3 separate regions of the Homo sapiens genome follow, and all the other regions are linked to region 2. A link is a contact called in ENCODE Hi-C or POLR2A ChIA-PET data. All regions are on one chromosome and are shown on one strand. The core of a region is the stretch at or near the end of the contact, and the rest is flanking DNA. Distances in the headings are between cores, read along the strand shown.

The links. Hi-C counts contacts between places; a loop is a spot of excess contacts on that map. ChIA-PET counts read pairs that join two places held with the same protein, here RNA polymerase II (POLR2A). Pooled maps may share reads with other maps.
Region 1: a map of dorsolateral prefrontal cortex shows a loop between it and region 2 (4-fold over the local background). The contact joins the promoter of HEXB here to the promoter of ANKRD31 in region 2. A Hi-C loop is called at or near these places in 5 of 168 maps with a recorded cell type or tissue (CD4-positive, alpha-beta T cell, K562, dorsolateral prefrontal cortex and 1 more), 2 of 37 single-sample maps with no recorded cell type and 23 of 50 pooled maps. POLR2A ChIA-PET finds 5 or more read pairs at or near these places in 2 of 52 experiments (RWPE1 and activated CD8-positive, alpha-beta memory T cell).
Region 3: a map with no recorded cell type shows a loop between it and region 2 (4-fold over the local background). The contact joins the promoter of SV2C-AS1 here to the promoter of ANKRD31 in region 2. A Hi-C loop is called at or near these places in 1 of 37 single-sample maps with no recorded cell type and 8 of 50 pooled maps. POLR2A ChIA-PET finds 5 or more read pairs at or near these places in 1 of 52 experiments (OCI-LY7).

The regions. Positions count from the first base shown.
Region 1 is chr5:74,683,350-74,686,721 of GRCh38, reverse strand. It overlaps HEXB (hexosaminidase subunit beta), which reads right to left and starts at 1,489. Exons shown (of 14, transcript NM_000521.4): 1 at 1,163-1,489. The coding sequence starts at 1,461. RefSeq lists enhancers at 512-601, 612-661, 722-771, 1,277-1,777 and a silencer at 1,462-1,801.
Region 2 is chr5:75,235,302-75,238,586 of GRCh38, reverse strand. It overlaps ANKRD31 (ankyrin repeat domain 31), which reads left to right and starts at 1,709. Exons shown (of 26, transcript NM_001372053.1): 1 at 1,709-2,004. The coding sequence starts at 1,901. It overlaps LOC124901006 (a long non-coding RNA gene), which reads right to left and starts at 1,549. Exons shown (of 2, transcript XR_007058823.1): 1 at 1,221-1,549. RefSeq lists a silencer at 1,469-1,768 and an enhancer at 1,819-1,988.
Region 3 is chr5:76,082,094-76,085,708 of GRCh38, reverse strand. SV2C-AS1 (SV2C antisense RNA 1) reads left to right here and starts at 2,292. Exons shown (of 2, transcript NR_183290.1): 1 at 2,292-2,790; 2 at 3,313-3,615. SV2C (synaptic vesicle glycoprotein 2C) reads right to left here and starts at 2,326. Exons shown (of 13, transcript NM_014979.4): 1 at 2,197-2,326. RefSeq lists an enhancer at 2,962-3,515.

The DNA.
Region 1 (3,372 bases), core at 240-2,739, 550 kb after region 2:
GGATACCAAAGGCTCATTAGTGTGTGTGTCTAAAATAGAGACTGATAATACCCATTTAGTTGTACAAAACAGAAGGAAACCATGAGCCTTCTGATTGTAGAGAATGAACCATTTCTGCCATCAGCATCTTGGGCCTCTGCAGCTTGAGCCTAGGCACCTGTCCTATCTGGGGTCAGAACACATTATTCAGTTAGTTTGACATTCCCTCCCCACCTGTTCAGGGTCCTGCAAGCACACTTAAGCTCTATAGTATCCACTGGGTACAGCGACAGGCTTGGGGAATGCCAGGAGGCAGTACAGTTAGCACCAAATTACAATTCTGCAGGGCACGATACGCCTTCAGGACAGTCCCACCTACACAGGTCTCACACTGAGGGGACAGTGTGTGGCGTCTTCAAACATCTCCCCAGGGGAACCTGCCTTGTCTATGGTGTGATTGGCTGACTCCCATGACAAAACTCACCCTGTCTGCAGCCAAAGGGTGAGAGAGACAGAGGCGCTATCTAGGGGTCTGTAAAAGAGGAAGCAGGGAGAGCAGGCAACATGATCGGTGTTGAGAAACAAAGTTGGATACTGCCTAACCACTGACCGCAGAAACGTAGTCAGATGCAAACATGTCACATTTTATATGGAAGAGATTTTAGGAGAGAGGGCAGTTTTAGGCAGTGCTCGAAACTGAGGACTTCTGCCATTTGAGCTGTTACCAGGAGATGTGAGGAGAGGTGAGGGGGCGAAACTGGCCTATAAATGACAGTCAGCTTTGGGGGATTCCTGGTCCCTCAAGAGAGCTTGTCTAAGCCCTTCGGGTAACTTATCCCTTTGCACGTCCTTCAAATAAGGAGCTGTCACTTTCCTCCCCAGCTCCGGTGTCCCCTCCGTCCATGCCATTTGCCCAACAAGGCCTCAGAGCAAACTCCCTCTTCCACTTACTATCCGGCTCTCAAACCAGGGTTCCTGAGCACCCAAGGTGTCCCTTAAGAAGCAGTAGGAGGGTGGGGGCAAGAGCGTGGGTTCAGTCCATGTGGCGCTGGGCAGATCGCCTGCCAGCTCCCAGGCGGTTTCTCGTCTGCGCAGTGGGGTGGTGAGGGTCTGCACAGCGCTCCGGGGTGGTCCGCCTCTCCCCTCCCCCAGGACAACTCCCGGCCGGGCCGGGAGCGCTCACCGTCGAAACGCTTCCTCCAGCAGGGTGCAGGAGGGGCCCGCCGTGGAATTGGGGCTGTGGCTGATGTAGAAGTTCTCCGGGGCGAGATGCAGCAGGTTCGGGGTCATCTTCACCAAGAGCGGCAGGGGCCACAGCGCCGGCCCCGGCTTGGCCGAGACGCTCGGGGCCCGAGCCGCCTCCGCCACCTGCACCACCAGCGCCACCTGAGTCAGCAGCGCCAACATCGCCGCCAGCAGTGTCGCCAACAGCAGCGCCAGCAGCATGGGCGGCCGGGGCAGCCCCAGCCCGCACAGCTCCATGGCCGCTCGGCTGCTTTCCGCCCGGTCTGCCGAGCCGGAGCCTCGGGACCCGACTTCCCGCCCGGCCCGGATCAGAGGAAGCGCGGCCGCGGGTGAGTCACCGAGTCAGATGACTGCGCGCGCCCGCCCCCGACTCCGCCTCCAGGCCCCGGGAGCGTCCTCGCCCAGCCCGCCCTGTCCAGGTCACCTCGAGAATTTCCTCCAGGGGTGCCCTCGGGTAGGAGCAGAGCCCAGACAGCAACCTCAAACACGGGATGGCTAAAGTAAGAAAAATGCCCGGTGCTGGCCGTACGTGGTGGCTCACGCCTGTAGCCCCAGCACTTTGGGAGGCCGAGGCGGGCGGATCACCTGAGGTCAGGAGTTCAAGACCAGCCTGGCCAAATTGGTGAAACCCCGACTCTACAAAAATACAAAAATTAGCCGAGCATGATGGCGGGTGCCTGTAGTCCCAGCTACTCGGGAGGCTGAGGCAGGAGAATCTCTTGAACCCGGGAGGCGGAGGTTGCAGTGAGCCGAGATCGCACCACTGCACTCCAGCCTGGGTAACAGAGCAAGACTCCGTCTCAAAAAAAAAAAAAAAAAAAAAGAAAAGAAAAAGAAAACGGCCCAGTGCACAGGCTCGGGACGCCAGGCCGACACCGGGTCGCCGCTCACGCTGTCAACACGGGCGCTCTCCTGTGGATCCCTGGCTTCGGTGAAGCTGGAGAAGCCAAGCTTGAGGAGCACCTTTCTCCTCTCAGCCCAACCACCAGATAACCGAGATGAGAGCTGAGTTTATTTGCTCCTAAGTCTAGGCTTTTCTGTAACAGCACTTCAGCTGTGGTCAATAAAGCCTTCCTATCAGAACTCCCTGGGGCAGAGCATGCCCAAGGAATCCTGAGAGAGAACATCTTGGCTCATCTGTGTGGGTCCCGATATAAAGGATCCCAACTGACAAGTTTGATTTCATAACCCATCCCTAAGGAAGAGCCAGTGAAGTCACATGACGAACACGGACTGGAGATGCCAAAGGGAGAAGAGGTGTTCTCTTACCAGAAGGAGAAAACGCTAGGCAGACCAAAACCACAGATCTGCTATATAAGTATTCTGAAAATGAGGGTGGAAGAGCTTTAAGGAAAGACTTCAAAGAAATGTAATGATTAGGCCAGGTGCGGCGGCTCACGCCTGAAATCCCAGCACTTTGGAAGGCGAAGGAGGGCGGATCACAAGTTCAGGAGTTCGAGACCAGCCTGGCCACCAAAGTGAAACCCCGTCTCTATTAAAAATACAAAAATTAGTTGGGCGTGGTGGCGGGCGCCTGTAATCCCAGCTACTCAGGAGCCTGAGGCAGGAGAATCGCTTGAAACCGGAAGGTGGAAGTTTTAGTGAGCTGAGATCACACCTCTGCACTCCAGCCTGGGCAACAAGAACAAGACTCCATCTTAAAAAAAAAAAAAAAAGAAAGAAAAGAAATGTAATGATTATTGGGCCTCAGAAAATGAGACCCCAAAGTGTGGCACTTTGGCATGTTGAATACTTGGAACTGAAGAAAAGAGAGTCAGAAGATCTTTCTGACCTTCTCCTGCCTTTCTTTCTCCTGCTCCCCTTTCTTCCCCAGAGCAAGCCATAGAAACTAGAATTCCTCTTTTTCAAAATGGGTCACAGAAACTAGAGCCACTGTTGGGCATGGTGGCTCACGCCTGTAATCCCAGCACTTTGGGAGGCCAAGGCAGGTGGATCACTTAAGGCCAGGAGTTCGAGACCAGCCTGGCCAACATGGTGAAACCTCATCTCTACTAAAAATACAAAAATTAGCTGGATGTGCTGGCACACGCCCGTAATCCCAGCTACTTGGGTGGCTGAGGCACAAGAATCACTTGAACCTGGGAGGCAGAGGTTGCAGTGAGCCGAGATTGCACCACTGCACTCCAG
Region 2 (3,285 bases), core at 460-2,959:
AATTAAAAGAATGGGTGAAGTGGGCATAGTGGCATGAGATTGTAGTTCCGGCTATTTGGGAGGGTGAGGTGGGAGGACAGCTTGAGCCCAGGAGTTGGAGATTAGCTTGGGCAACACAGAAGAATGCGCTAATGAATTAATTAAACAGTGGGTGAGCAGGAAAGGTGATAGGAATTTAGGTCTGATTTAGACACGGAGGGTATAAATGGACTACTGTTAAAAAAAATAAAAAAGAGGTCTAGTTCTTTGCATATTTATTATTGCTCTGCCTAATTTACAGAGTTGAGGCGAGGAATTTTATTTAAGTAAGTTACTTATTCAAGTAAGTTTATTTTTTTATTTTTTGAGACATGGTATGACTCTGTTGCTCAGGCTGGAGTGCGTTTGCTCAATCATAGCTCATTATAACCTCAAACTCCTGGGCTCAAGCGATCCTCCCGCCTCAACCTGAGTAGCTGGGACTACAGGCCCATGCTACCATGCCCTGCTAATTAAAAACAAATTTTTTGCAGAGATAGGGGTCTCACCATGTTGCCCAGGCTGGTCTTGAACTTCTGGTCTCAAGCAATCCTCCTGCCTCGGCCTCCAATGCATTGAGGTTACAGGTAGAGCCACCACCCCCAGCCTCAAGTTAAGTTTAGAAGATAATCACCAATCAAGCATTTTAAATAGCAGTGGCTTGAATATACATAGTAAAAACACAAAATAATAATAATGATAATAATGGCAAAGCTACTCCATATAGTGAAAAGGGCAATGAATTGGGAAGTCAGAAATCTCTAGCTCCATCCATTTATGACAAAACTTAGACTTTATATGTGCTAGATGCTGGAGACTCCAAGGTGAATACTAAACACTTGCTATGGGAAAACAACTTGGTCTTTTCTTGAATCTTCTTCTCACTTGGCAAGTGGAAGCTCACTTGGCTTTGTTTTGAATTAGTTTGAATTAAAAATGTTCAACTAGACTGAAACACATCAAATATATAAAATTCTAGTACTTCATTAAAACGCAATTGACTACTTTTGGAGGTTGCTAGGCATTACTATTATTATAAAAATTGATAAAAGAGGAAAAAATAAAGCATTTATCCTGCCTTTCCTGCATAATCTGTATTTCAGGTAACCAAAGCGTTGTTGAGAGAAAAAAAAAATGCAAAATACATCACTGAGATTAGTTGATGAGCTAAAACTTCTGATAAACGTATCTGTTTTGTCTACCTCAGAGGACACTTGAGGAGAGGCTGTCAAGGGATTAAAGGGAAAGGAAGCACTTGGTGGGCTGCAAAAACTCTCTTTAGGTCTAAGGTCGCATTCTGGCTCCAGAATGCCAGGGCTGCTGGGGCGGGCAGGAGCTGACAGCTCTTCCCGTATCTGGGGCTCACAAGCATCAGGTGCATGGCAGGTCACCCTCCCGGCCAAGGGTGTTAAGCAGGCTCGGTCTGAGTTCTGGGTGCGCCACGCCTGCCTTTCTGGTCTCTGCAGCAGCAACCCCAGCACCCTCAAAGCCTAGCGACCGAGAATGAGAAACCGTGAAAAAAACACGCAGCGGCAGGCCACGCCCAGAGTAGGCCTGCGCGCGCGCGCGCGGCCTCCCACTTCCGGCCACGGGAGCTGGGGGCGGGGCCGAGCGCTGCGCAGGGCTCCGTCGTGTGGCGAGCGGCTGCCCCCTGTCTGCGACGAGCGGCGGGACCCGCGGGCCGCCTCGCAGACTGCTACCCCGCCGCGCTCGCGGCCGCCTGCGTCCTCCTCAGCAGCCCTGCGACAAGTCCCGGCTCCTGCTGCGATTATATTATTTTTATTTTTAATTCACAATTTCCCCTGGCCCTCAAAGCGTTTTTTTGTTTGCGGGCAAGAGGGAGTTAGAGGAGGGTAAAAAAGACTTTGAATGTGAGGCAAAGATGGAGGAAGGCGTCCAGGCCCCAGACTGGGACAGTGATGAAACTGTGATAGAGGGTTCAGTGACGGAGAGCGACCTGGAAGAAAAGGAGCTGCCCTGGAGAAGGTGACCATCATTAGGGCCACAGTGCCTGAACCCTCGCGCCAGGGCGGCCCAGGTGCCCTCTGAGGGGGTCAGAGTTTTGAGTGGAGATCGTGACCAGAACATGTGCTTGTGGGCAGGATCAGAGCCTTGTGGGGCAGCCGTGCCTGAGCTGAGAGCTTGTAAATAAGCAAACACAGTCTGTTCCCACCTACCCCCAACCAGCTAGGGATAAAATGAGGTTTGTACTAGGTGGCTTTATAGCATTTTTCAAAAGGCTTTCCTTTTGGGGGCTTTAAGTCTTTTTGCACAAGCAAAAAAGATCTTGGGTCTGAACTTAACTGCATTTTGTTTCAGGAGACTTCATTTTGCTTCAAGAGACTCGTAGCTCAGTTCTAGGAAAATGGGTAACAGTTTCTCTCAAGAAAAGAATGTGTGATGGGGAAACTGGTCCCTGCCAAACTGGAAACGAATAGTTTTATACGAATCCAAAAAAGTCGGTATTTCAGGTTATCGAAACCTTTCTCTAACATATTCTCTGTGCTAGACACAGGGAAAAGAGGGCAGGGATGAGGCCACTAGGTCTGCTTCATATGTGCTCAGGGCTGTGTCTGGGACTTAAGTTGGATCGTACACAGAATTAGGTCATTCTCCTTTCCCTCTCTCTCTTCTCCAGGATTCTCCTGCCCCCTTTCCTCATCATACCCACTTGCCAGTTCATATGATCAGAAAGACAGGTTTCTTTGAGTGTTAGCCTTTTCACTATACAGCAGTTCCTTACAAGGGGGACAGCCTTTAGCACAGAGTTAAGAAAAGAGAGAAAAAAGGGGGATTCTGTCCACACTTTTCAGGCAATACCGATCCCTTTTCCCAGTTCCTCTGGTAGACACTTTCTCTTGAGTTTTATGTTCCCCAGTTGCCATGGTTGGTGTCTGCTCTGAGGCTAGGGCCAGCCTTGGGGCAGGGCTGGGAGGTGAGAGAGAAAGCAACATAAAGCCCTGGGCTTTGTCCTATACCTTCTGGCATGCAGGGGTCATTTTCCTTGGTCTTCTGGATAAAAATAGGTTTACTGTCTGTGCCCACTGGATGGTTCAAAGCTGAAAGACAAAAAAGAACCAAAAAACCGAAAACAAACTGAAACTCGTCAATAAATGGGTTGTTATTAAGATTTCAACTTCAGTCCCCAATCTACCTGCTATTGTTTACTTTTCAAGGTTCTCGAGTAGTTTTTAAAAAATATTCATTCGGAGTTTTTGGTTGTAATGAGAAACAGGCAGAGGTTGCTATGAGCCAAAATGACTCCAC
Region 3 (3,615 bases), core at 1,043-3,542, 850 kb before region 2:
ATAAGCTATTTTTCACAATTCTCAGAGGTGGAAGATGAACCCAAGAGGGTGAGTAACCTGCCCAAGGTGACATAACACAATATTTGGGGAAATGGTGACTAGCATCTGTGTCTCTGGGTTCCTTGATAATTGCTTTTCTTCCTCCCTCCCTTCCTTTCTTTCTTTTTTCCCAACCCCGTCCCCTTTCATTCATTTTGCCTACATACTGCAGATTTGGGCTCCTTCAGTAAAGCCAGTAGAAAAACTTTGTCACTGGGTTTCCAGAAAGTGGTCTTTAAAAAAAAGAATAAAATGGATCGTGGATTTGATTTATTATTTTCCACCAGAGAATGCGTTATCAGTAGTGTTTTTTAACGCGTATTTTTATGCCATGAAAGAGGAATGCGGCATATTGTTTTGTAAGACATTCTTAAACCTCACTTAGAGGCCAGGCCTCCTGCCAAAAATCCTGCAGAATGGTGGCGCAACGGGTTGGCACTACAGAACCTCACGAACCTCAACACCTAGGCGTTCACATGAAAACTTCCCACGAGCACGAGGCCTTTCGGAACTTGCCATGGAAAATGAGTGAACGCCTGAGAGATTAATGCCACATTCTTCAGAATTAAGGATAAGAATTAAACGGAAGCTACCGCGCTAGCAGTCAGCTAAGTATGAAGGGATTAGGTTCAGCGGGAGAGGAGACCATCACGGCATCCCGGTCTCATCTCCTTAAGGCTCTCATGAGCCTTAAAAGACGCCTCATCTCCTCGGTCCCCCGGGGAGCGCCCGGTAGCTGCGGCTCCTTCCCGGCACTGCGGCGCACTGCGGAGCCGCCTGCCCGCCAGCCCAGGCCGTGCGGGGCTTTCCTCGCCGCCCCGCGCCGCCGCAGTCCTCCCGCCCCCCTCTGCCCCGCCGGGTCGCCGCTCTCCGCGCCAGGCGCGCCGCGGGGCATCCATCAACCCAGAGCTTTTGACGCACACACGCGCGCTCCCAGACGGAGACTCCGTCGCCTGCCCCCGCCCGCCACCCCCGCCCGCCCCTCGCGGGTCTGCATTTGCATCACTCGCACACGTAGAAGGTGACGCGAGCGCCCCCAGCTCAGGCCGTCCAGGCGGCACCTCTAGCCCCCGTGGCTCAGCCCCTCCCCCCGCCCCCGCGCGCCGCCTAAGGTCCCCGCACGCCCACAGATCTGCTCCCGATTGTTCATCTGCCGTGGGGTGCTGGCTGCCCCAAGCCAAGTTCATCCCCGTATTCCGCAGTCCCCGTGGGCCCAGCCCGGGGCGCTCCCCGCGACGCTCTGGAGAAAAGTCTTCCCAGTTCTAGAACCCAGGCGGAAGGGGAAAAGCCCACTAAGAGAAAGGGTCAGAGGGTCGGCTGATGGCTTTTGCTGCCCTCATCGCCATCTAAGATTACCTCGGTAGCTTATTTACTGCGATTGGTCCCTCTCCCCTCTGAGCTTCACAGCCTCGGGTCTGCTTCGCCTGGCCTGGCGCACAGCAGGCGCCCAAAAGGTTTTTGCTGAATGAAGGCGTTGTAACGTAGGAAGTGCAGGCGCTGACAAAGAGCCTCAGCCCCGCGGGCTCCCCTGCTCTCCAGCCCTCTCTTGCTCTCTCTTAGACGCCAGACAGGCGCTTCGGGAATGTATGTGGGAGAGTTTGAAAATTCATGGTGTTTCTTTCAGGCTCTCTCAGCACTTACTGCGGCTACCTCTGCTCTCCCGCCACCTGCACGTCTGCAGAGGGATCCCCGCCGAAAAGTTGAGCCTAAGGCAGCTATGAAGGTATAGGTCCAGGTACCCAGCCCGGGGCTCTAGGCTGCTAGATTTGAATCTGCCTATCCCTGCCGGTCAAACCACACAAGCAAAAAAGAGCGTGGCGGTCGCTGCAGATGCGGCCCCTGCATCCCCGCTGCTGCCCACCCACCTCCTCTGGGAATCCCAGATAAAGTGCGACCCAGTCCCCAGACCTACCCTAGCGAACCCTGGGGTCACTGCATCTATTTTACCCCTACTTTCCTGGTCCCTCTCCAACAAAGGCGCCTACAAAGCAGCGGGCACCTGCAGCCGCTTCCCCGGGGGCAGGCGGGGCAAAGTTGCGCTTCCGAAAGGCTGCAAAAACTTCCCCAGGCTGCAGCGCCCGGCCACCAGTCGGGAAGAGAAATCCAGCAGCGGGGGAAAGTCTCCCCGCGGATGCCCGCTTCACCTCCCCCACTCACCGCTCCAGCCGTCGGACACCCTTGCCCTGAGTGGTGTCAGCACTGCAGCCGCCTCAGTGCGGGCGCCGCTCCGGCTCGCTTCCCCGGGCTGCCTCCGTCTGCCACTCTCGCCTGCAGCGCGCGGAGTGGTGACTCCTCTGAGCGTGTCAGCGGCGAGAGGAGGGGCGGGAAAGTGGCTCCCGGCTTGCACGCTGCGGTCCTCCTCCTCTCCTCCGCCTGCCTCCTCCCCCTGGTGCTGCAGTGCCGGGCGGCGGCGTGGCGAGAGTACCAGCGGTGCGCAGGGAGTCACGGCGCGCGGGGGAGGCGGGACCCGCGCGCCACTCGCGGTGCTCCGGCAAGTCGCGGTGCTGAGGCGCTGCTGCGGTGTGGGACTGGGGCAGGGGGCGGGGAAGGAGAGCCACCTCCAAGTGGTAGGTACTTCTGGAGAAGTCAGGGCTCTGAGTTTGTAGCAGGTGAAGGAGAGGGGCGGCAGTCCTTAATTAGTCACCAACTGTGACTGTGCGTTGCGCACTTGGCGGCGCCCCGGGTCAGGTCCAGCGTGAGACGCGAGGGAGTTCTGACTGCTGGACTCTGTTAGCACCGGACAAAAAGAGGGTTTGTATTCTATTTCCGGGCCTGGGACTGACTTGTTCACTTCGACTTGGCTTCCAGGGAGCAACCAGGCAGAGCTAGGTTGCCTACTTCCCCCAGCCCCCACCCCGACGCTGGAAGACAAGTCCAGAGGAAACTTGGGCACAGCAAGAGCAAACAGAAGAAAACTTCGCTGGGTTAAGTCTACTGTCTCCCCAATGCTACATAGGGCCAGACAGCTGGGCTCACAGGCAGATATTGAAAGTGGCCCCTTAGAGGGGAAACAACCAAATATGAGGGGGGGGGGGTGGAGAGAGAGATAGAGAGAGAGAGAGGAGGAGGAGGAAGAAAGAAAGAAAGAAAGAAAAAGAGAAAGAAAGAAAGGAGGAGGAGGGAGAAAGAGAGAGGAGAGAAGAGAGAGAGAGAGGGAGAGAGAGAGAGAATTTTGCTTGTGTTGTTAGAAACAAACATTTCTCCCCTTGGCGTGCAGGAGAGAGAATTTTGCTTGTGTTGTCAGAAACAAACATTTCTCCCCTTGGCGTGCAGGAGACCCCAACTCGAGCTTCACTGTTCCAAAGCGGTGGGCCAGGCGGCTGGAGAGAAACTCGCTCCCGTGAGGCCACACCCAGGCCTGGCGCACCCACCCCGCGGCAGCAGTGGAGGGCGTCGCCCTCCCGGGCCTTCCGACGCAGACCCTGCCATCCGGATGCTGCGGGAAGTAGGGCATCCTCACGTCCCTGACTCCTCCGGCTCCGCGCGCTCACGGAACCCAAGTGGAGTGGGAAGCGGTCACACAGGCGTGTGCCGTCCCCGAAATCGTTGCTCCTGTGGTGGTGACCCAAAGCGAGA